Linked DNA regions of Homo sapiens: all the other regions are linked to region 3. Evidence: chromatin loops called from intact Hi-C (ENCODE). Cell type or tissue: PC-3. All regions are shown on one strand.

Evidence for each region. Peaks named below come from ENCODE experiments on the same cell type or tissue, not always from the same donor. Only the 100,000 strongest peaks of a DNase experiment are listed, where the experiment ranks them.
Region 1: a loop joins it to region 3, with 8 times the contacts of the local background. A loop is called at or near these places in 6 of 110 quality-filtered maps.
Region 2: a loop joins it to region 3, with 2.3 times the contacts of the local background. A loop is called at or near these places in 3 of 110 quality-filtered maps.

What each region holds. Positions count from the first base shown.
Region 1 is chr18:67,860,939-67,868,938 of GRCh38, reverse strand. The region is part of intron 3 of DSEL-AS1 (DSEL antisense RNA 1); the gene reads right to left. Among named protein-coding and RNA genes, the nearest start is that of LINC01903, 50 kb to the right of the region's middle. In PC-3, a CTCF peak has its summit at 4,094 (motif pointing right); a DNase peak (open chromatin) is centred at 3,768; H3K27ac peaks cover 1,064 bases.
Region 2 is chr18:67,261,717-67,269,716 of GRCh38, reverse strand. No RefSeq gene overlaps it. Among named protein-coding and RNA genes, the nearest start is that of MIR5011, 180 kb to the right of the region's middle. In PC-3, no CTCF peak of the experiment used is centred here; DNase peaks (open chromatin) are centred at 2,666, 3,606 and 3,896; H3K4me3 peaks cover 1,899 bases; H3K27ac peaks cover 3,307 bases.
Region 3 is chr18:67,214,695-67,222,694 of GRCh38, reverse strand. No RefSeq gene overlaps it. Among named protein-coding and RNA genes, the nearest start is that of MIR5011, 140 kb to the right of the region's middle. In PC-3, a CTCF peak has its summit at 4,946 (motif pointing left); a DNase peak (open chromatin) is centred at 4,924.

The DNA.
Region 1 (8,000 bases), 650 kb before region 3:
AGTTAGAAACTGCAAAAATTCTCACTTCATGAATGCATCACAAAAATGGCTTATTCTCCATATGTCATTAAATCTCATTTAACAAGGTTTCCTGTAAAAGGTCAAGAATTAGCCTGGAATAATTAATTGTTAATCTTCATCACATAGTATGGCTCAGTCTTTACAGATTATTTTGATCAGAATGTCACACAATGTCTTATGGTTCTAGGGAAGCATGCTTGTAAGGGTACCAGTGACAAAATTAATCTCTCAGGCTACACACTCTGCTTTAAGAAAACTCTGTGTTCTTTCAAAAGGTAGGGGAGTATTAGATTTCCATTTAAATCTAATGCGAGAACCAATTTTGAGAGTCCACAGCTCAATTTGAATCCCTTCCTAATTTCAGAATTATGTTGTAATTCACAGAGGAACTTATTGGGGGTCATTCCAAAATTTAGGATGGTAGTAGACTTAATTTATATTAAATGTGTTTCTGAAAACTGTGTAATGCATATTAAAGTTTGATCAAAGGATAGATACATAGATAATAGAGACAGATTATAGAAAGACAGGCAACTATAAGTATAGAGATAATATAGCTGTATTCCATTTTCTATATTATCATATTTACAAGAAAACCTTCTATGTCTCCTGAGCAGTCAATGTTTTAGCAATATTTAACCTTATCAATACTGAATTAGTAGTTTTCTTATTCTTAGAATAAATGGTGACATATTTATTGTTGTGCATAAATTAAGCTTATTATAGCAAACACCTATTCACATTTTTACTTAATTAATTTATAAAATATACATCCAAAGAAAAGAGCTATTTTTAAAAGACATGAGGACATTAACTGTCTGCTCATATATTGTTTTCATTGAGAGAAATACAGAATCTAATATCATTATGTTTAAAATACCAATGTCTAAACTTGAATTTTATTTCCACCCATTCTGAAATGAGTATACATATTCTTTCATTTATAAACATTAACATTTTGAAAATAGTAATACCTTTGCACACATGAAGAAAAATATAAATACATACTATAAATCAGTAATTTCTATAAAAATATAGAAAGTATGTGGGTAACTTGCTCTGGTATCCAAATCTAGCAAATACAGAACCAAACATTTTAATTTACAATTTTTCGCTCATTCCTAAAGACCAGCACAAATTTTAGCATGGTTAACTGAAGATGTAACATTCATTACATTCTTAATTATAAGAATCATGTTTTTTAAAATGAACTAGGATATATGCAAATTAGGATTTAACATAGTAATATCTTGCATTAACACTACCAAAAAACAAAAAAAAAGAGTTATCAATGACTGTTATGTAACGCAGATTCTTTGAAAAGTAAAGTATATCTTAATACCTGTAGTTCAACTATGTCGTTACAGGTGATAGCAAAGCTACATGAAGAATGGAAATTATTCCTTTTCATATGCAATCCAGTGATCTCTTATTTTTAGTAGACTAGCATAACTGCAATTAATTTTCTCTACTAATAGTTCAATTTAAGATAAACTGAAAATTTAAATCTATAGATCAAAGAAAGAGCCTAACTCAGTCATACCTAACTCATAAAGTAGACTATGCCAATGACTTTAATTTTAAAGACATCAGCGGTTTTGCTCTGAAACATGACATACAGTGTTATCAGTTGTAATCATTGATTCAAAGTGAGCTAGACTTGCAGGTAAGCTATTTTGTACTCATAAGGGACAATATGATTTAAATTCCATGCAAAGGGAAAGATAAATCTAAAACATTACTCCATAGCAAAATTAATTATTATTCCTTTGGGTGCTTACAATGCCAATATTTCCACATTATATTAATTTAGCTACCAATATAAATATTTCTAGCTGCTGAAAATTAGAATTAAAATGATGGAATATCTTAAGGCCAAACCATAAACCAAGAAAACAAATAAGGTAGATAAATATGAGTCCTCTGAGTTTCTGCATACCGTCTGCCTCTCACTGCACACCTCCTCTGCTTCTGCCTCTCTCACCCTGCTCTTCCTCTCCTGCCTCATCTGCCCAAGCAAATAGAATGGAACATTCTACAGTCACATGATCCTTTGGATTGTCAGTGCAAAACACAAGAGGTAGGCATATTTATTTGGCTAGCTTTATGTATTTATTTTTAATCTACAGACTAATTTTTTTAAAAGCCATAATAAACACTTGGATTCCAAATATAGTATTTTGTTGAATACTGCTCCAGATACATACTATACAAAGTAAAAATTTGAAAATATCTCCGAACCATAACAATAAACATAATAAAGTAATGATATAATATCTTAGAAGGTGTTAAGAACAAAGGAAGGAAACAAGACAATGTAAAGGCAATGGGAACCATGGGTGATTGTTGTTAATATTTTTAAAAGGAGCAATCAGTGTTGGCCTCAATAGGTGGGTTGTGATTGAACAAGGACTGGGGTCAGGTGAGTGAACAAACTATTTGTAAGTGTGGGGACAGATTTCTTCAGGCAGAAGGCTATCATGTCCATGGCTGTGAGGAAACAGCATGCCTGTTGCAGGCCAGGCAGAGGAGACTGGAATGGAGTAATCGGAGAGGAAATATTTGGAAAGTTCATTTAGCTTTTAGTATAGAAACAGAAAACCATCGAAGGGTTTGAGAAAAGTGCCATTAGCATCTGTCTTTCATTTTAATAAGATCATATTGGCTGCTGGTTTAAGAAGACACTGTGAGCGACAAAAGGGGGAGCAGTGAAATCATTTGTAGGGGACATTTGCAACAGTCCATAGAAAGTATCTTCTAAGCTTGGATCTAATTATCCAGGGTTTCCAAAGTGATGAGATTCTAAATATTTTGAAAGTTGAGTCAACAGGATTTATGGATCAGATAGATTTGGATGTGAAAGAAAAAAGCTAAGAATGACGCTATTGTGTGTTCATTATGAGGAAAATGAAGTATAAAACTCTATCAGGTCACATTGAGGAAACCAGATATTTAGCCTTGGGTATGTTAAGATCAGCATGTTCAAAAGAGGAACTGTTGCAGATTTCACATAAGCAGCAGAATACAGACTCGAGTTAACAGGACTGGTCCATGCTGACATACCAACTTGAGATATATTTGAAGATATTTCTAGAGAAGATCAAGGGAATAAATGTGGATATAAAATGGGAAGAATTCAAAGACTAAGCCCTGGGAATCACCACAGTCAATTAAGAGAAAGTAAGGGAAGCACCAAAGGAAAAATGGGAAGGGTAGTGGCGAAATAGGAGGAAAGCCATGAAAGCATGGTCTAGGAACAGTATTGTAAGGAAAAGGAAATAATCGGCACTGTTAAATAAGGCTGAGAAGTTATGGAAAGGTTACGCAAGAGGGATACTGAGAATTTACTCTACATTCAGTCGTTGTCAGTTATTAGGGGCTTTTTACAAGAACAGTTTTAATACAGAGATAGCAGGGAAAGACTGGAAAATCAAGAAAAAAAGATGGATCTGGTGTTAATGGGGAGGTCCAAGAAGTAACTTTTTATATGAGAGCAATATTCAAATGCAGATGAGGGTAATCCTGAGGATACCAGGGACAGAGGAAAATAGTTGTCCTAATGCCCTGAAGAGGTCAAGATGGGACAAAGCCATGCACAAGTGACTCACAGGTTTCTTAAAGAGGAAGGTTCTGAAAAGATAAATGTGCTGAAAAGAACTGCTTAGCTGTTCAGGAAAACCAAGCCATGTGGACTTGGTAACACTTGTTTTTGTTTCTGCAGTATCTAAATTCTTTTACATGCAATAATACTGATAATTTGTTGTGTGTCATACTTTTATATGACTTTTCCCCATCTCAGGAATGTGCTGTCTCATAAAAAAAAACAAGAGGGAAGATGTACTATATGGCACTAATGCCAGTAAGTGAGAAGTTGTGAGTTGGGGAGGTTTTGAAATTTATTTTGTGAGAACTGGAATTTTCTTACTGAATTAAGAAGCAACGTCAGCCCCTGTATGTAAGAGTGGTGAAGAGATGTGAGAAAACTGAGGAAAAAGGAGAATGACTAATATAGCCATTAAAAAATATAGAAAAGCAAACTCAACAGTAACATCAATGACAGTTCAACAGGTGGCACCAACTTGCAATTTATGTTTCTCAATTTCATTTTTCTCTAGCCAAGTAAAGGTACAGGTGCAAAATAGGAACAGATTTGGGACATAACGAGGGTCTATTTCTTTTTCCCCCAAGAGAGTAGCCTCCCAACAATAATATCAATCTCAAATATATCATGATAGGATCCAGCTGTATTTTCTTTTTTTTTTTTTGTTTTTTTTTTTTTGTTTTTTTTTTTTTTTTGAGACAGAGTCTCGCTCTTTCGCCCAGGCTCGAGTGCAGTGGTGCAATCTCAGCTCACTGCAAGCTCCGCCTCCTGGGTTCACGCCATTCTCCTGCCTCGGACTCCCCAGTAGCTGGGACTACTGGCGCCCGCCACCACGCCCGGCTAATTTTTTTGTATTTTTAGTAGAGACAGGGTTTCACCGCGTTAGCCAGGATGGTCTCGATATCCTGACCTTGTGATCCGCCAGCCTCAGCCTCCCAAAGTGCTGGGATTACAGGCGTGAGCCACCGCGCCCGGCCTCCAGTTGTATTTTCTTGCACATATTAACTGATTACATACTTATATACACACACACACGCACACACACACACACACATTGTGTACACACTATTGATTCAAACATCTTTTTCGACTTTTATTTTAGATTCAGGGGTACATGTGTAGGTTCGTTACATGAATATATGGTGTGATGCTGATGTTTGAAGTATGATTGATCCCATCACCCAGGTAGTGAGCATAGTACCCAATGGAGATTTTTAAAAATCTTGACCCCTCCCTCTTCCCGATAGTTTCCGGTGTGTATTGTTGTCATCTTTATGTCCACGAGTACTCAAAGTTCATCTCCCACTTATAAGATATAACATGTGGCATTTAGTTTTCCATTCCTTTATTAACTTGCTAAGGATTATGGCTCCATCTGCATCCATGTTGCTGCAAAGGATATGATTTCACTCTTTTTTATGACTGCATAGTATTCCATGATGTATATATAGCAGATTTTCTTTATCCAATCCACAGCTGATGGGCACCTAGGTTAACTCCATGACTTTTTTACTGTGAATAGCACAGTGATGAACACACAAGTACATGTGTCTTTTTGGTAGAACAATGTGTTTTCTTTTGGGTATATACCCAGTAATGGGACTGCTGGGTGGAATGGTAGTTCTGTTTTAAGTTCTTTGAGAAATCTCCAAACTGCTTTCCACAGTGACTAAACTAGTTTACATTTCCACCAACCGTGTATAAGCATTTGCTTTTTGCCACAGCCTTGCCAGATTCTGTTGTTTTTATACTTTTTAATAAAAGTCATTCTGACTGGTATGAGATGATATTTCTTTGTGGTTTTGGTTTACATTTATCCAATGAGTAGTGATGTGATTTAACTTGTAGAGGATCAAATATAGTGTGTGTGTTTGTGTATTTTTAAGTACTACTATTATGCTATGGGCTTTATTCTCAAGTTGTTTATTTGGTCGTTTATTTTTCTACCCAAGTTATAGAAGGATGAGCTAGTTGACTATTATTATGCAAATTAGCAAATGTCAGAGTTCATGATTCAAAACAAAAGAGTTCTTTCATTTTGAAAGTGTGTTTCTTATTTGTGGGCCCAATTTTAAAATAATATTAGCTACAGGTCTATCTGAAAACATTTTACTTTTATAATGCTTCACATAACATGGTAGAGGGAATTTTCTGAAATATATACATAAAATTTTAAAATAATGTGTTATTTAGGAAAAATATGTGGCCTTAATAAAGCTGGTGTTTTACTTTAACCAGGATGAGGTTATTTACATTGAATCATCAATATTTTGACAGTTTGTTATTTCCTACATGCAGATGCTAGTTTACCCAATATGGTGGTTTCCTTTAAAAAAAAAATTCTCAGCTGTAGAAAAAATACAATTTAAATAAGAGTATATCACTCCCTTATAATTATGCCAACATTACATGAAGCAGAATAAATGGAACATAATAAATTATTTCACATAGAAGGAGTATTCCTGGATGAAAATTCTGATAGAGATATTTGAATTTAAAATCTAAGAGTATTTACTAAAAAACTAAGGTTTTAGATATATTACTAAGTAACATTACTAAGGTTTTAGTAAGATTACTAAGAAAGGAAGGTGATCGGGTCAAGGGAATGATAGCTATATCCATTTCTTAGAACTTTTTTATTAGGTTGGTGCAAAAGTAATTGCTGTTTGGCCATTACAATGGTTTGGCCATTACGTTTAATGGCCAAAACTGCAATTATGTTTGCAACAACCTATATAGTAAACTCAATCGAGTTTACTAAAATCAAATTTATTGGATTTGAATTGCAAAATGATAACAGTCTACATTCCAGTAGTATTAAAATTTACCTTGCATCATTCTTTACCATTCCTGTTTTTCTTTTGTATTTCTTTCAAATCTACCAGCTCACACAATTCCAATATCTTCTGGCATACAAAATCATATATTGATACAAAAATAAAAGGATTTGCATATTTTCTTTATTGCCCTGCATTCATTCCATTTGTAGCAAGTATGGAATTTGAAGTTACTTTGCAAATAGTTCTGTAGTGAGCCTGATGTCTAACATTCCTTGAATTTTTTTAAAGTGTTATTTTTGGTATTACCATAGAACAGAAGACTGAAATATGTTAAACAGAAGTTTTTAAGACCAAAATAAAGTGCCTCTGTCTACCACATTTCCATTATAAATATCCTAGTTCAGACTTATATCTTAGATAATGTTGATAATAATTAATGTTCGGCTATTACTTCAGGAAAAATTAACATATCAAGTTTCAGTAAAAGTTACCATAAGAAAACCTTTAGGAGAAAAATTTGTACTTACTATTAGTGAACCAGTGTCATAATGTTCCCACCTAATCATCAAATGGTGCTACTCAACATATCTCAACAGTAAAATCAATCTCAAATATATAATGATGGAATCAATTCACATTTATTTCCTTACACATATTTTACTGGTATATACATTGTGCACACACTTCTAATTCAAATGTGTTTCTTATTTCACTTACTTTTTATTTATATGGAGGACCAAAATAGTGTGTGTGTATGTGCGTGTGTGTGTGTATGTGTGTGTATTTTTCAGTGCCACAGCTGTGCTACGGGACTTTATTCTTAAATTTTTGTTTGGTTCTTTATTTTGTTCTTGTAAAGCATGTAAATATTAATCAATAACAGTATATGTAAACTGTGCAGTTTAAACTTATCTTCATATTTCATAAACTTGGCACATTTTTATTACTCATTATTTTGTTTCGGTTTTCAAGTTAATGTACGTCCATTTTAAAGTGTAAAACTAATGTTTTTGTTCACAAAAAATTAAATCACTTTTAATACTAATAGGTACAAATGTCCTTATTTTTCTTAAATTGAAATCTCTTACACACTTCCATCATAAAATTATTTTTGTGTCTCATATACCAGCATTCATTTGACAATTTGCAAATGAAATCAATATAAGGCAAATATTCTCTGTTTTGCCCATTTTTAAGACATTCTGGTTTGATATGCCATATTGATCAGTGAAAACAAGCTGAATGAAGATATGCTTTTCTTACAGAAATAGACACATTGACTATTACTGTTGTGGAGATGTTTTAACATGAACTCTTTCAGAAGTTGCCAAATTGATTGCAAGGTGTAAGAAAATATTTTACAAGCATAGTGAAGTATGAGGTAAAGTGTATTATTTAATTGTCCCATATACTTCATGATTTAATAACTAATTATCAAAGTTCATATAAGCCATAGGCTAATTTCACCAGCAAAATGCAAAATCACTAATTGCAAAGTCAAATGTTCTTCCCTTTACCTCAGTAAAATATGTATAGGATGTGCTAGTTTTAAAAGTGAAGTTTTCATTAAAAATACTGACAGTCTCTTTGGATTTGCT
Region 2 (8,000 bases), 47 kb before region 3:
ATGATTAGTCTCATCCACAATGATGGACATGCTTTCAGGAGCCAGACACAGAGGACAGGTCAGTGACTCAGCATTCACTCTTAGAAGGGTCCTGAATCCCTGTTTGATTTTTCTAGTGTGTCAGAATGGAGTTCATCTTCCAGGTTATGTATGAACCATTGAAAAATATTATACATGGAACAGCATCCCTAGCACAGGGATGGCAGGTGAGGCATGTGCCAGGCGCTGGTGACAAAGAACACATCACTCATGATGACTGTGTTGCAATTCTGCTCCAGTCCCTCATCAGTCAGCTGTTTCATCTTTTGGTGGAAATATTGAGTACTAGCTTGAAGGGAGCACTGAGGTCTCACCCTTACTCTGGAGTTCCCCTGCTTTCGAGCCTAAATGAATTTGGGCATTGAGGGCAAGATGTGCCAGTAGAAACAGAATCTGTAGGTAGATGCACTTTTGAATTGCTTTGAGTTATAATGTGGCCAGAGTCTCCAAACATCAAGTTGAGGGCTGAAGGAATAAATGTAGGCATGCTACAGAAAACTAAATAGTTAGGGCTGGAGCTGAGGCATGGGCTGAGCCTGCAGGCTGGGGGCTAAACCTCCAGCTTGGGCATCAGAGGAGAAAAATGGGGGCAGATTGTTGAGCAATACCTAGAGATATCTGGACCTTAAAGGTATTGGTCTTGGTAATGTTCAGTAGAGAAGGACAGAGTGTCTCTCTACAAGTCAATGCCACTCTCCTTATTGGGCTACGGTTTGGGTTGTTCTGGAGAATCAGTCCCTCTCTCCTCATTGAGCTGAGGTAAAGGACAGCAAGGAATAGAGGAGAAGGTGGGTGGGACACTGAAAAATAGCCTCAGGAAGGGGAAGGGAGGTGAGGAGAAACCTCAGGTGGATGCCATCAGCACTTATTCACCAAAACCATGGTTCTTTCTCAGATCTGGGGCTTCGGTGGGATTTGAGTCTTTGAGGCTACCACAAAGGACCTGTTGAGTTGTGACAATCTGTTACTAGTTTCCACCTAAGACAGTTTCGGGCTTCACCTGTCTACTCATCACAACTTCAGTGCTCTAGTTGTGGCAGTAATCAATACTGCCTGGTGATACTTTCAAAATTGCATCTTTGCCTTAGACAACCTTTCTGAGGAAGCAGTGCTGGGAGAAGGAACTCCAAGATCGTCTTTTCATGGAGACAGAGTTGAACCCTGATGCTCCTCTTTCTAAGTTATGATGTAGAAGGTCTTTGAAAAATTTACAGACACATTTTTACAGAACAGATACACTTATTTAATTGCTTGGAAATCTATATATCAAATATGAAAGAAACTGGTCGTTATGTTTAGAAACACTATGTGGTTAGAAATGCATCGTGGAAAGCAGAATGTCCTGTTTCCATATTTCCCAAAACTTTCTTAGTGCCCATCAATGGAGGAATAGATAAAGAAAATGTGTTATATATGCGCTATAGACTATAGAATATTATTTAGCCATAAAAAATGAAATCCTCTCATTTGCAACAACATGGATGAAACTAGAGGTCATTATGTTAAGAGAAATAAGCCAGGCACAGAAAGACAAATATTGCATGTTCTCACTCATATGTGGGAGTTTAAAAAGTTGATGTCATGGTGACAGCAAAATGATAGTTATCCAAGGCTAGAAAGGATGTGTGGAGGTGGGATGAAGATAGGTTGATCAATGGGTACATAGTTAGATAGAAGGTATAAGTTCTAACGTTCGATAGAAGAGTAGGGTGACAATGGCTAACTATGTACATTTCAAAATAGCTGGAAGAGAGGACTTGAAATATTCCCAACACATAGAAATGATCACTGCTGTAGGTGATGGATACCCTAAATACACTGACTTGGTCATTACGCCTTCTATGAATGTAACAAAATATCACATATACCCCATAGATATGTACAAAAATATGTATTAATATAAAATTAACAAGAGGGATTATCTCAGAAAAAAAGAAACATTGTTTCCTCTAATAATCTTAAGTCTGTATTGATGTGACACTTTATACTTCATAATAATAGTGCCTATTATTTTTACCAAGATTGGAGAATACAATGGAAGCTATGATCTGTTGACTTTCTCTGGATTAAAAACTGAGATTTCATACATAAAATAAGTGACCAATAAGAGCCAGATAATAAATAATATGGAAAGATGGTTTACTGTTAACTAGTGAAGATTATCTACATCCTTTATAAATCAGGGGTTTTAGATAAGTCCTTTCATATTTTGTGCTTTGAGTTATAATTTTTCTTCTTCATTGTTCATGAGGGAAAAATCAGCTCCTATATTAATATCAGTACATTTAGAAATGGGACCTAAGAGAAAGATTAATATACTTATACAATGTTGAATTTATAATTTGATTATCTGACATTATTGTACTATCCATTACTACCTACAATAAAAATATAGGTTGAACCATATAAAATTGTCATTGTTGTTAGTCAAATAATGGTTGGCTATATTAGTAAGTGTTATCCACTAATTCCAAAGGAAGACTGCAGGAAAACATAGATCAGCTATGTGGTTGGTAAGTGAAACTGTCATTTTGCAATCTATTTGACTTTAAAACTATATGCTGATTCATTGTTATGCAAACTGATCACAAAGAAAAAAAGACCTTAGTGTATCTCAGTTTCTATGGTTTCCTTGGTGGGACATCAGGAGAAAAAAACCTTGCTTACTCAACATCGAATTAAAATGCTAACAAAATACTTTGCATACTAACTGTCAATAAACAGAGCAGCATATCTCTTTAATCAGTGCCTTACGTGCTCTTTTTTCAGCAGATCCCCGAATTCATTATCACCCTTGAAGGATCTGTACTTAGGGGTTCTGGAGTCTGGGACCTTGCTGAACAGACATGAACAGACCTTGAAGAAGAAAAGAGGCACAGTAGGGAAAGAATACTCACCACAATCCCTGTAGGATTTTCCCAGTGAAGCTTGAGAGTTATTACCCAAGGTTTTCTGAACACTAACAGATAGTACAATCTTGATTTTCTATAAATCTCAGTAAGTCCCCAAGACACAGTGCTGTTCTGACCTCTGCATATTTTTTATTGTTCTTTTGAACTCAGTGGCTGTCATGCCAACTTTCTAAATAAAATATTCTTCTCAAAACCTTTAATGGGCTTTCAACTGTGTAATCCATGCATGATAATATGCCTCATTTATAAAAATTTTCATTTAAATATATTACTTTTATGCTCTTTGTCATTTATACTTATTTTTCATAACCATAATAATTCACTCTGGGAAATTTTTATGGTCTGATAATGATGAATCAGAGTTGTTAGGGCACCTAACACTCATATTCTTAACAACTGCTAAGGTGTGTCCTTATTAGACTGTAATGTTCACACCGTTGTGTTTTATTACCTAAGTAGTGAAGTAAAAAATTGTGCATAACGCAACTGGACAGCTTCATAGGTCTTAGGCAGTGAAGCTCTGAAGATGAACATTTCTAAGCTTAGGACATTTTTATTCTATTTTCAGAAAAAAAAATGTTCTCATAGGGACAAATACCAACTTAGTGACTAAACGAGAAGAAAATGTTCTACAAACAGAGATAGAATGAATGAATTCCAGGGCTGCTTATCATATCCTAAGTCTGTGGCTTTTAGCTAGCATTGAAGATGGAATAAATGTGACAACTGGTAAAAAGAGAGGATAATTTTGAAAAATGGAGATTTAAAATTGGCTATTGCTTTCCCCCAAAACATTAAAAATATGAATACATATTGGCAGCTCGCTGGGTTTACACTGGGTCAGATCAGCACTGAGGTCTGAGATGTAAAGATTATTTCCCAACCACAGGAAGTTAAGAGCCAAGTGGTTAGATTTCCTGAAGCAACCGCAGTAAAATAGAACCACCTCTATGGGCAATTGGCACATTATGATAAGGTTGCAAGGAAAGGATTACTGTGCCAGGTAAAATAAACACTGTGGGAAAGTAATTTAAGCCAAAATTGGAGAGCTGTGTAGTCCTTTCCAGCAACATGAAGCATAAGAGTGTTTTCTGCACAGAAAGAGAGACGTGTGGATGCACAGTGCTGGGTGGTGTGTGGTGAGAAGGGCAGGTGGTAGAAGATGAGGGGTTTGCACAGGTACTTTGCTAAATATTTTACTTTTAATATGCCCTTTAATTCTAACAGCGATTCTGTAAAATAGAATCACATTGCCTCCATTTGCACAAGGGAAACAGGCTTAAATTCTTCACATCATCCCTAACACTAGAATAGTAGATTGAGTTCAAATTCCCAGATGCCAGAGGTTTAGTCCTTAAACACTAACTTGAATCAAGAAAGCTCTCCTGTGACAATTAAACAAACATTTTTTTTCCTTGCTGCAGGGCTGCAAACCTGTAGGGTTTTCTTGCTGCAGGTCAGAAGCTCTGTAAAGAGCTGACTAGTAAACATTTTAGGACTTGAAGCTACATATGGTCTTTCCATTTGTAAATTCAAGTTGTAAATTATCCTCCTTTTCCTCCTTCTCCTCTTTTTTCTTCTTTTAGTCTGTAAAAACCATTTTTAGTTCATGAGATATACAAATATAGGCCATAGGTTACTTTTGGCTTGGGGTTTTACTTTGCCAATCGGAAGGATATCCTGGAAGAGCTTTGAGTAGAGGAGAGAAAGGATATAAATTCTATAATACTTTTATAAAATCTAATACTTTTATATAATAACCAACCATGCTTTAAATATGAAATTCTTAATAAAATATGTCTATGCCAATTACACATTTTTGAGACCAGTTGCTTTTAATTTCCAAACCTGTTTAGTTAGATTTATTTTTCCATATTTTTGGGTTTGACGCATAGCGACTAATTTTCTGGATCCATGTAATAAGAATTGAGATCTTGTCCACCTCCAGGCTCTGTTCTCATCTGAGGAGGTGGAGTGAGAGTTGAAGCAATAAATAGAAAAGACAGGAGCTCTAATGTCATGGACTCCACATGCTAGAGCCACTTTGTTCAGTAGCTACTTGTGGATATTTATATTTAAGTCAGCAACCCAAAAATGCCAATAGGCACAAACAGAAACTGGGAGGAAGGAGGGAGATATGAGACAGCATGATTACCTCCCCACTGCCAGGTCTGAAGGTCTCTACCCAGCCTTTCTTATTCTCTTTAACTTTCACAGTTTTCTGAGGCTCATTTTAGTTTTAAGTTTGCCCAGTAATTTATATAGAAATTCATTGTGTGATGACGGAGAAGTAAATGATCCTCTGAAATGCATATTCTTTTTTATTTTTAATTATATTTACTTTATTTCTTTAAAATATTATTAATATATAGATTCAGACTAATATATAGATTCAGGGTACATGTGCAGGGTTGTTATACGGATATATCGCATAATGGTGAGGTTTGGGTTCTGTTGTACCCATCATCTGAATAGTGAATATTTTTCCCAATAGGTAAATTTTCAACCCTCATTACCTTCATCTGTATGTCCATTTGTACCTATTGTTTAACTACCACTTATAGGTGAGAACATGCGGTATTTGATTTTCTGTTTCTGAGTTAATTCACTTAGAATATTGGCCTTCAGCTCCATCCAGGTTGCAGCAAAGGACATGATATCCTTCTTTTGTGTGGCTGCGGAGTATTCCATGATGTATATATTTCACATTTGATTTATCCAGTTATCCATTGATGGACATGAATCCATGACTTCACTATTGTGAATAGTGCCACTACAAGCATATGAGTATAGGTCATATGTGTCTTTATTATATAATGATTTATTTTCCTGTGAGTAGATATTCAGAAGTGGGATTGCTGGGTCAAATTATCTATCAATTTTTTAAAATTAATATCATCTTAAAGACATTGTCATTATGAAATTCTATATTAAATATGAGATATATCTAAGAATAATAAGATACAACTGAAATTAATTGAGTAATCTATTTTACTATGATTTTGTTTTATTTTAGGTGCTGCATGTTAGACAACTTTTTTGATAGTATAGTTCACAAAAATTTTATAGGAAGTAAAGCATAGTTTTCCTTCCATACTTTACTTCCTATAAAATATATTTATTCCTCGTATATACCATACAAGGAATATACCTCGTATATTCCATGCATGGAATATTCCTCGTATATTCCATGCATGGAATATTCCTCGTATATTCCATGCAAGGAATATTCCTCGTATATTCCATGCAAGGAATATTCCTCGTATATTCCATGCAAGGAATATTCCTCGTATATTCCATGCAAGGAATATTCCTCGTATATTCCATGCATGGAATATTCCTCGTATATTCCATGCAAGGAATATTCCTTGTATATACAATAACTTCTTATTCTTAAAATGATATCTTTAAAAAGTACCTTGATATTCTGATCTATGTAAACTGTATATTTTTCTCATGGTTAAACTTCAATCATACTACCTGCAACCTTGAAAATTGACCTAAATGTATTTTGTAGCAAATACACTCAATAAATTTTTACTAAATGAATACGTGTTGTTTTATTTAATTGATTTTTCCAATTAGTAAGGCAAAGGTAAGTGCACCAACATTTACCTTTACTGAGCCCACTACCCGTAAGCTTATATAAGTTGTCTCACTTTAACAGTTTTTGTAACTGAATTTCATCATGGAGATGAAGTATGAGGTCTTGCAGACAAGTTGCTATGAAATCTACATCAGTATGGCACATCAGTCGATTTCATATATCCTTACAAATGACTTCTGATCCCCTTCTTTGTGTCTGTTTTTATCTGTTCCTTATAAGTATCGCTTGAAACAATTAGTCGTCTGATGTCCTTAGGTTTCCAAACATTCACATTAAGCTCTTGTAAACCTTTACAGAGTACAAAATCAATGTTGAGACTTTTTCGGGATTATTTTGTCTGCTTCTTTTAAGTGTGCTGTTGAATGTGCCTCAAATAATTTCAGTGCATGTGTGACGAGAACAGGCTAAATCACAGACTGAGTCTAGAGAGCTGATTATTAGTAAACCCTAAACAGGAAGCTGGGATAAAAGGCTAAGTAATTAGAAAATCAGACAAGTATGAAGATCTAAGACAAACATTCTGAGAATGTAAACAACTTGATCAGGAAAAGAAAAAGAAAAGAAAGAAAAGGCATATGCAAAAAAAAAAAAAAAAAAAAAAAAATTAAAAGCCCAGAAGTGTAGACAGATTAATTGGCTTCACAAAGAAAAAGAAATCACACAGCTGTCATATTCACTCAAGACATAAAAAATGATGTGTGGATCTATGATAGAAAAAAAAGCATAAAAGCAATGGAAAGTGTCTATGTGTCCGTACCATTCTTTCAAATTGCATGGCTTAGACATAATCATACCAATTTAAAACAAGTGCCAGTTACAGCTCTGGAAAGTGACTATTTGGAGATCTCCATCACCCTTAGGTGACATATTCACAGCTTCTAGATAGGACATTATGTTGAGGGACTTATCATAAATAAGAACAGCACTCTAACATGAGTCAAATAATTCAATAGTATATGCCTACACATAAGGGAGAAATCTTTCCTATTCAAGCAAGTATACCAAGTAATGAAGGCAAAGAGAATGAAAGTTACAGAGCAGTCATCTTATGAAAGTGAAAATGCAAAGTGAAGCATGCTGCAACTTGTAAAAAACAATGAAATCACAGGAGCAAATCAGATTAGCGGCACCAAAAAATGGTTTAACCTGCTGAATCAAGTGCTTTTTAAGCTGGAACACAAGCTTGAATAAGACAACCCCGGAACTACAAAATAACTTCTCTCTTTTCCTAATGCTAGCCTTGCTCTATCTTCAGCATATCAAGTTCCTTTTATCTTTTTTTTCCCTGAGCCCTTAAATCTTATTAATTACTTTGTGATATTGGTAATGCTTTTTACATTTTGAGAAATATTGTGAAACATTTAATTCAATGGAGTGTAGAAAGTTATCTAGCTCCACCCACATAGTCTATCCAGGTTTCTTCTACCCATGTGATTCTGAAT
Region 3 (8,000 bases):
CACTTTTTTTTTTTTTTTTTTTTTGAGACCGTGTCTCACTCTCTTGCCCAGGCTGGAGTGCAGTGGCACAATCTCAGCTCCCTGCAGCCTCCACCTCCTGGGTTCAAGCAGTTCTCATGCCTCAGACTCCCAAGTAACTGGGACTACAGATGCATGCCACCATGTCACCATGTCCAGCTAATTTTTTTTTTATATATATTTTTTAGTAGAATTGAGGTTTCACCATGTTGGCCAGGCTGATCTTGAACTCCTGCGCTTAGGTGATCTGCCTGCCTCGGCCTCCCAAAGTGCTGTGATTACAGGTGTGAGCCACTGTGCCCGGCCCATACATATAAGTTATTCATGTAATCTCAATCGAAACATTCATATTTGCTCTGGAATTAAGAGAAATTATAAATTGGTCTATACATTGATGAATGAAAAAGATCTACCAGTCTATTGTAGCTTGTTATAGTAGCCTGAATGAATGAAAACCGTTTCTCCCATTGGAAAACATATACTTGATGCTGTTGATAAATCCTATCTCCCTAAGCTTCTAACCACTTCACCAGTGTGTTTAGAAACAGAAGATTAAAATACAATCTTTAATACCAAATGATATATCTTACCTAATTTGTACTTCAGTAACAAATTTACTCTAAATTAAAATTTTTACAGGATTTAAAAATACTAAATAAATTTGTGGAAATAGAGAATCGTGCTAAATTTAGTTCTTATATATTGATGCATAAAAAATTAATAGATAAATACACATATAGTTTGATACCATATATGCTTTAAAACTACTAAGCAATACCAGATAAATTTAACATTTACATAGCACAAATATAGCTAATATTCATCAGACAATATGTGTCTCGTGTTTTTCTTTGGGGTTAAACATATATTAAGCCATTTAACTTAAGAGGTAGTCTTTATCTTCATTTTCAGATGGTACAATTATGAATGTAGAAGTAATTTTCCCTAAATTGCATAGGTCTGGCTCTTGGGTTGATGTTCTTTACATCTCATGTGTTTCTTTGGGGTTAAACAGCCATTTAACATGAGGTAGTCTTTATCTTCATTTTCAGATGGTAAAATTTTCTCCAAATTACACAGAGTATGGTTCTTGGGTTGACGTTCTTTAGGCTGAAATATCCAGTCTTAATCATGAATACAATGGAGACCAGGACAGAAGATATTCTGTATCAAACAATGAATGGTCATTGTGGGGCGGTGAAGGGAAGGAGGTTGTGTGATTTCAGGAGAGTGATTCGCCCATGGATAGATAAAGTTTAAAATTGTATCAAAAATCGTCTGAATAATCCCTTTTTCCACCATAATAGAGCAAGGTTCAACTGGCAAATGTACACATATTTTTATAAATAGACACACACACTTCTTGCACAGTATTTTGGCTAATCTAGTTAGAATAACACCATAAATCTTTACAATAGATTCCAGAAAGCTTTTGTGTTATTCTCTGTTACACGACGTTATTGACGGTAGAAGCTTTAAAAAGGAAAGGTTTCTTTAAAGACAGTTTACTCCAGTGTTTCTCAAATATATTTCTGAGAAATTCAGGGAACAAAAAGGGTTGGATGTGAGGTAGGAATGAGGAAAAATAATTTTGTCTGCTGAGCTCCAGAACTGGCTTCGATGAAAACAGATCCACTTTTTATATATAAAAATATATTTTTATAGATATAGACAGTACAAGTGCCGTTTTGCTACCTGGATACATTGTGTAGTGTTGAAGCCTGAGCTTTGAGTGTAACTATCACCTGAATAGTGTACATTGCGCTCACTAAGTAATTTCTCATCCCTGACCCCCATCCCACCATCTCATTCATCTGAGTCTCTGATGTCTGTATTTCCACTCTCTAAGTCCGTGTGTGCACATTATATAGCTCCCAACTATACTTAAGATCATGCAGTATTTGACTTTCTGTTTCTGAGTTATTTCACTGAAGATAATGGCCTCTAGTCCCATCCAGGTTGCTGCAAAAGACAAGATTTCATTCTTTTTATGGCTGAGAAGCATTCCATTGTACATAAACAACAATGGATACAGATCCACTTTTACATGGTGTGTTAGATTCCTAGGGCTGCCATGAATAGAACCATAAATCGGGTGTTTTAGGATAACCTAAACTGAATCTCTCACAGTTTTGAAGGCTTGGAGTCTGAAATCAAGATGCTGGCAGGGATCATTCCTTCGGAAGGCTGTGAAAGAGAACGTGTTCCTGTCTTCTCTTCGTTCCTGGCTGCTGGTTTCCCAACAATCTCGGGTTTCTTGCAGACGCATGGCTCAATCCCTCCATCCTCACATAGTGGGGTCAAGTCATTAATTAGACCCAGATACTCTCCCTATTTTAAAGTCAGTCGATTTTGGACTTCATGTCTTCCAAATCCCTTCACATCAGTGTATAGATTCGTGTTAGACAGCACGGCGGCTGGGAAGTGTGTGCACACAAGGAGCGGTAAACCTGCAGTGTTCTTTTCGTTTTCTGGACCAGTAGTAACCAAGTGCCACAAACTTACTGGCTTTGAACAACACAAATATATTGTCTCACAGTTTTGGAGGCTCGGAGTCCTAAATCAAGGTGTTGATTTTGGCTGTTGGTTGGGCCAGGCTCTCTCAGAAACCTGTCGGGGAATTTCTTCCAGCTTTTGGTGTGATGCCAGCGTTTTCCGGTGTTCCTTTCCTTCATCTCCATATGGCATTCTCCTGTGTTGCTTTACATCATCTTCCCTCTGGGAATGTTTATCTCTATGTCCAGATTTCCCTTTTTTTGAGGACACCAGTCATATGGGATTAGAGTTCATCCTAATGACCTACTTTTAACTTGATTACCTCTCTAAAGATCCTATTTCTAAATAAGCCCATATTCTGAGTTACTGGAGGTTAGGATTTAAACATATCCTTTTCAAGGTGGCAGAATTCAACCAACAACACTGTTTTACGTGATGGACTTCTGACTGTATTTATTTGGTTTGAAACAAGAAATTCATGACTACAAACAACTTTATGGACAAAATTTTAGAAGTTTCTTATAGCCAAGAGATAGTAAGTTTAATAAAATTCATGTGCCTTAGAAGTAAATTTGGAATATACATTAAAGTAGAAAATGCACTTATTCTTGTAATCAACAATTCTACTTCTATATATTCATTCAAGAAAACCCCCACAAAACTCTTACATCTGTTCATAAGCAAATATTCACAACAGTATCAATTATAACATTTCTATAAAATAGGAATCAAGTAAAAAAAACATTAACAAGAATATCTATAGTGGTGTCATAGTTGTAAAAGGAAATTCTATAATTTCCTAAAATAAGGAAACAGAGGTATATGTATCAACTTATGTATCAACTATGTATCAACCTAATGTAGGCAATTGTAACATGATGGTATTTGTGTATCTATATATAACTAACATTGAAAATGTAGAGTAAAAATGCAGCATAAAAGATTTAAAAAAGGATACACCTGCTTAGAGCACTCCTGAGTGGAGCTTGCAGGACTGGAAGTTGCTCTAGGTGATATAGTGTATAAGTCGTGAAGAATGTGATGGTCTAGGACATCACTTTACACACATACTGGAGGCTTTAGAAACAGTGTATACTAAGGTTACACCACATTTATTTAAATGTTTTTCTTTCTTCAATAATACATTAACTTTAGCTTACTGTAACTTATTTACTTTACAAACTTGTTAATTTTTTAAACTTTTGACACTTAAACACATTGTATAGCTACACAAAAATATTTTCTTTCTGAGCATCGTTATTCTACATGCTTTTTCCTCTTTTTAAAATTTTTATGTTTTTACTTTTTTAACTATTTTTTTTTTTTTTTTTGAAAACTAGGACACAAATGTACTCATTGGCCTAGGCCTACACAGGGCCAGGATCATCGAGAGGTCCCTAGGGCATGTGACTTTAAAGGACCTTCAACAATTAGTCATTGACTGAAACATTATGTGGCTCATGACTGTAAATGCATATTGCAGAACCTCACAAATAGTAATGCACTATGATACAATCCACATGGTTAATTAAATGCTTAAATATATTAGCAATATTATAAAAGTTGCACATGAGAACTAAGTACTCAGTTTAGAATGGTGATTACCTTCATAATATTACCTCCGGGATGGGAGAAAGGCCTGGTTTTAGAAGAAATAATTGGATTTCTTTCTATAATATTAATGTGAAAACTGAAGAAATACTGCAATTGTTATGATTTGATAAATTGTGATTTGGCATTTTGTTATGATTTCCCTTGATAAATCTAAGCACTGGTGATTATTACTTTACTACATTTTGTTTTCTTAACTTATGAACATTTCATGAAAAAAAATCGAAAACAACTGAAAGGAGGCACCATAGTTCTAAGATTGGGTACTCTAGATTCTAATTCTGAAATCAAATGTATTACTACAAGCAAGGGATGTAAACTCCCTTGGGTACCTTTTTATCTCAAACAAGATTTACTTCTGAGAGAACATTATGAGGGACAAATGAGGGGAAAGTGTTTTGAAATTCTGAAAGCCCTATTTAAAACTAAAGTATTATAAAAGCATTGAAACAATTGAGCCAGTTTTTGCTTGCTTGTTTGTGAGTTTTTTTTCTGTAAATTAAAATAGTGTAGATTGGTGATCTAAAATATGGAGAATTATGATGAGATTAAGGTAGTGTTCTGGAGAGATTTACTTTTCAATTGTTCTTATTTATTTATTTATTGGCTAAACTCAAGATAAACTAAATACGAATTAGACAAAAAGCTATTTTCGCAAAACATTAAAGATATTTATAAATGATTTTACTTGTTTCAATATGTGATTAAATTAATAATATGTTCTTCTAAAGATGACTGCTGTTCACACATTCTTACTAATCCACCGCAAATGTTTGGGTATCTGGAACGGTGGACTGATTAATGGTAGAAGCCCGCCATCTGGTGGATACACTAAGAACTGTGACACATCCTTAAACTTATCAGAAAAACCAGAAAATTTGGATTTCCTGGTGCCTTTCTGGGTTTCTGGGTGCATTTGCTTTCCACATATTTATTTACATTTTATTGTCGAGTAATCCAAATTGCTGTTTAAATACATGCATATGCCGATACACACTTTCACACACATGCACACTGAGCAGCCCTAATGGACTTTCAGACAACAGATAATATGAAGTGCTATGATAAGACTCTGAGAATTTTTGCACAACACGGTGCTGTTTACCTTGAAATCTACTATCTTAACAAATCTGTTTATACTGCCTTTGAAATAATTTAAACAACTTTAATTCATAGTGATTTGCAAAAAAAGAGTGTCATGTACATCTTATATTCCTTTTGGTGCAGCCTTCCCCTCTTTTTACTCCTGAACAATTCAACTAAATGTGTCATTGAAATCCCCAGCTTCCATCCCCAGAAAACTCACACATACACATCAATGAGAAAAATAAGATAGAATGCACTCTGTTTTTCCCTCTAAGCGAAAGTGTTTCAATGGGGTTTCTGTTCAACCCTTAGGGTTCCATATTCTCTAAGGGCTTCTGGAAGAAATGATGATTTTTAAAAACACTCTTTGTTTTTACTTTGCTTGTTTCATGATGCTCAGGGTGATACACTGTTAGCTATTTTGTTACAAGTCTCTCAGTACTCCCTGGCAGTGTGCATTCCAATCATGTTTGCTTGCTTAAATTCATTCTTAGTTTTTTTGGAAAGAAAGAGAGTTGCCCATTGATTGGTGGTGAGTGGTGCTTTGTTCAGAGGAAAGATTAAGAGGCAGATTAATAGGCTGACAATATTGGTCTCTTCAAAATTATTCTCCCAAGCTCCCTTGACACACCTGTGGTTTACAAGGCAAAGCCTTCTAGTGTAAAACAAAGTAGGAGGGGAATTTACAAACTAACAAAGGCCTTTTTCTGTGCTATAATTCAGCTGCTCCTCCATGGCTGATATGTTCTTACTGCGCAACCTGCAGACATGGATCATACAGATCAGAGGTGAATCTCATTGCCATTGTTTAACATTTTGTTGACGTTTTCTCATTTACTTATTATATTTCTGCTCATATTTTCATAGGAGCTGGGTTTTGCAAACGTGTGCTACTGGGGCAAGATATGACACACAAGAGGAGGAATACAGGTCTCAGCCAATGGGCAATTCTAATGGGGTTATTGATGCAGAATTTCAACCCATCTGCTGCATCTCCTTTCATGAGTGCGACCATGAAAGCCAGGTTTACAAACAGGGCCACTTACCAGTGGGGTTTATATAGGACAGAAACCCACGTTGCCCTGTCCCAATGTGAACCATCTGTGAAAAAAGTGTACAAAGGCACCCAGGGCTCCCGCAAAGCCAAGAATTCCCAAGCACAACCCAGGGCTACTGAAGAATCAAGGCACTGATTATTTTGAGAGCCTGTTGGGATCTTAAAGATTTTTGTTAAACCAAAAAAGTTACCTCCTATGAAAAAGGTTGGGGAACAAGTAATTTATTTATTAGCAGAAATTTTGCCCAGCAGAGGAAACAAAACAAAAAAGACAAGACATAACACAACTGGTAAAGAAATTCACATATAAATTAGACTGAATAAAATATTAGGACAAAATGCAGTGTGAGAACACGAAAAGATCCCACTCTCAAACAGTACTGAAAGGTGGCAACGTGCTAGCAGCCCTCGCTCGCTCTGGGTTGCTCCTCAGCCTCGGTGTCTGTTCTGACCGGGCTCGAGGAGCCCTTCAGCCTGCCGCTGTACTATGGGGACCCCTCTCTGGGGCTGGCCAAGGCCGGAGCCGGCTCCCTCTGCTAGCGGGGAGGTGTGGAGGGAGAGCCTGGGCGCGCGCGGGTTCCGGGTGGGCGCGGGCTCCGTGGGCCCTGCATTCAGCACGGCCGGCTGGCGCCTGCTGGGCTTGATGGGGGGACCAGCTCCCTCTGGGCTGCCGGAGTGCCCGGGAGAGGTGCCGCAAAGTCCCCTGGGAAATGCTATTGAAAGGTGAAGCTGGTTGGGCTTCTGGGTCGGGTGGGGACTTGGAGAACTTTTCTGTCTAGCTAAAGGATTGTAAACGCACCAATCAGCACTCTGTCTAGCTAGAGGTTTATAAATGCACCAATCAGCACTCTGTGTCTAGCTAAAGGTTTGTAACCACACCAATCAGCACTTTGTGTCTAGCTAAAAGTCTGCTGGGGACTTGAACAACTTTTGTGTCTAGCTAAAGGATTGTAAACACACCAATAAGCACTCTGTCTAGCTTAAGGATTGTAAATGCACCAATCAGCACGCTGTCAAAACGGACCAATCAGCTCTCTATAAAATGGACCAATCAGCTCTCTGTAAAATAGACCAATCAGCAAGATGTTGGTGGGGCCAGATAAGGGAATAAAAGCAGGCCACCTGAGCCAGCAGCGGCAACCGCTTGGGGTCACCTTCCACACTGTGGAAGCTTTGTACTTTCACTCTTCACAATAAGTCTTGCTGCTACTGACTCTTTGGGTCCATGCTGCCTTTATGAGCTGCAACACTCACTGTGAAGGTCTGCGGCTTCACTCCTGAGGCCAGCGAGACCACGAACCCACCGGAAGGAACGAACAACTCTAGACGTGCCGCCTTTAAGAGCTGTAACACTCACAGTGAAGGTCTGCAGCTTCACTCCTGAAGTCAGTGAGACGACGAACCCACCAGAAGGAAGAAGCTCCAGACACATCTGAACATCTGAAGGAACAAACTCCGGACACACCATCTTTAAGAACCGTAACACTCACCGCGAGGGTCCCCGGCTTCATTCTTGAAGTCAGCGAGACCAGGAACCCACCAGTTCCGGACACAGTACCATAAATGTATTGAACACACTGACAATGCTAAGGAAGTTCAGTGTGATCAACTAAAAATAATTAATATACTTAACTTAATAATCCAAATGATTTTATCAATAAATGTCACATTGTAGTGTTTGTAAAATTTGCCAACAATGGTGAAATTCAACATTATTTTCCATTGTAATGAG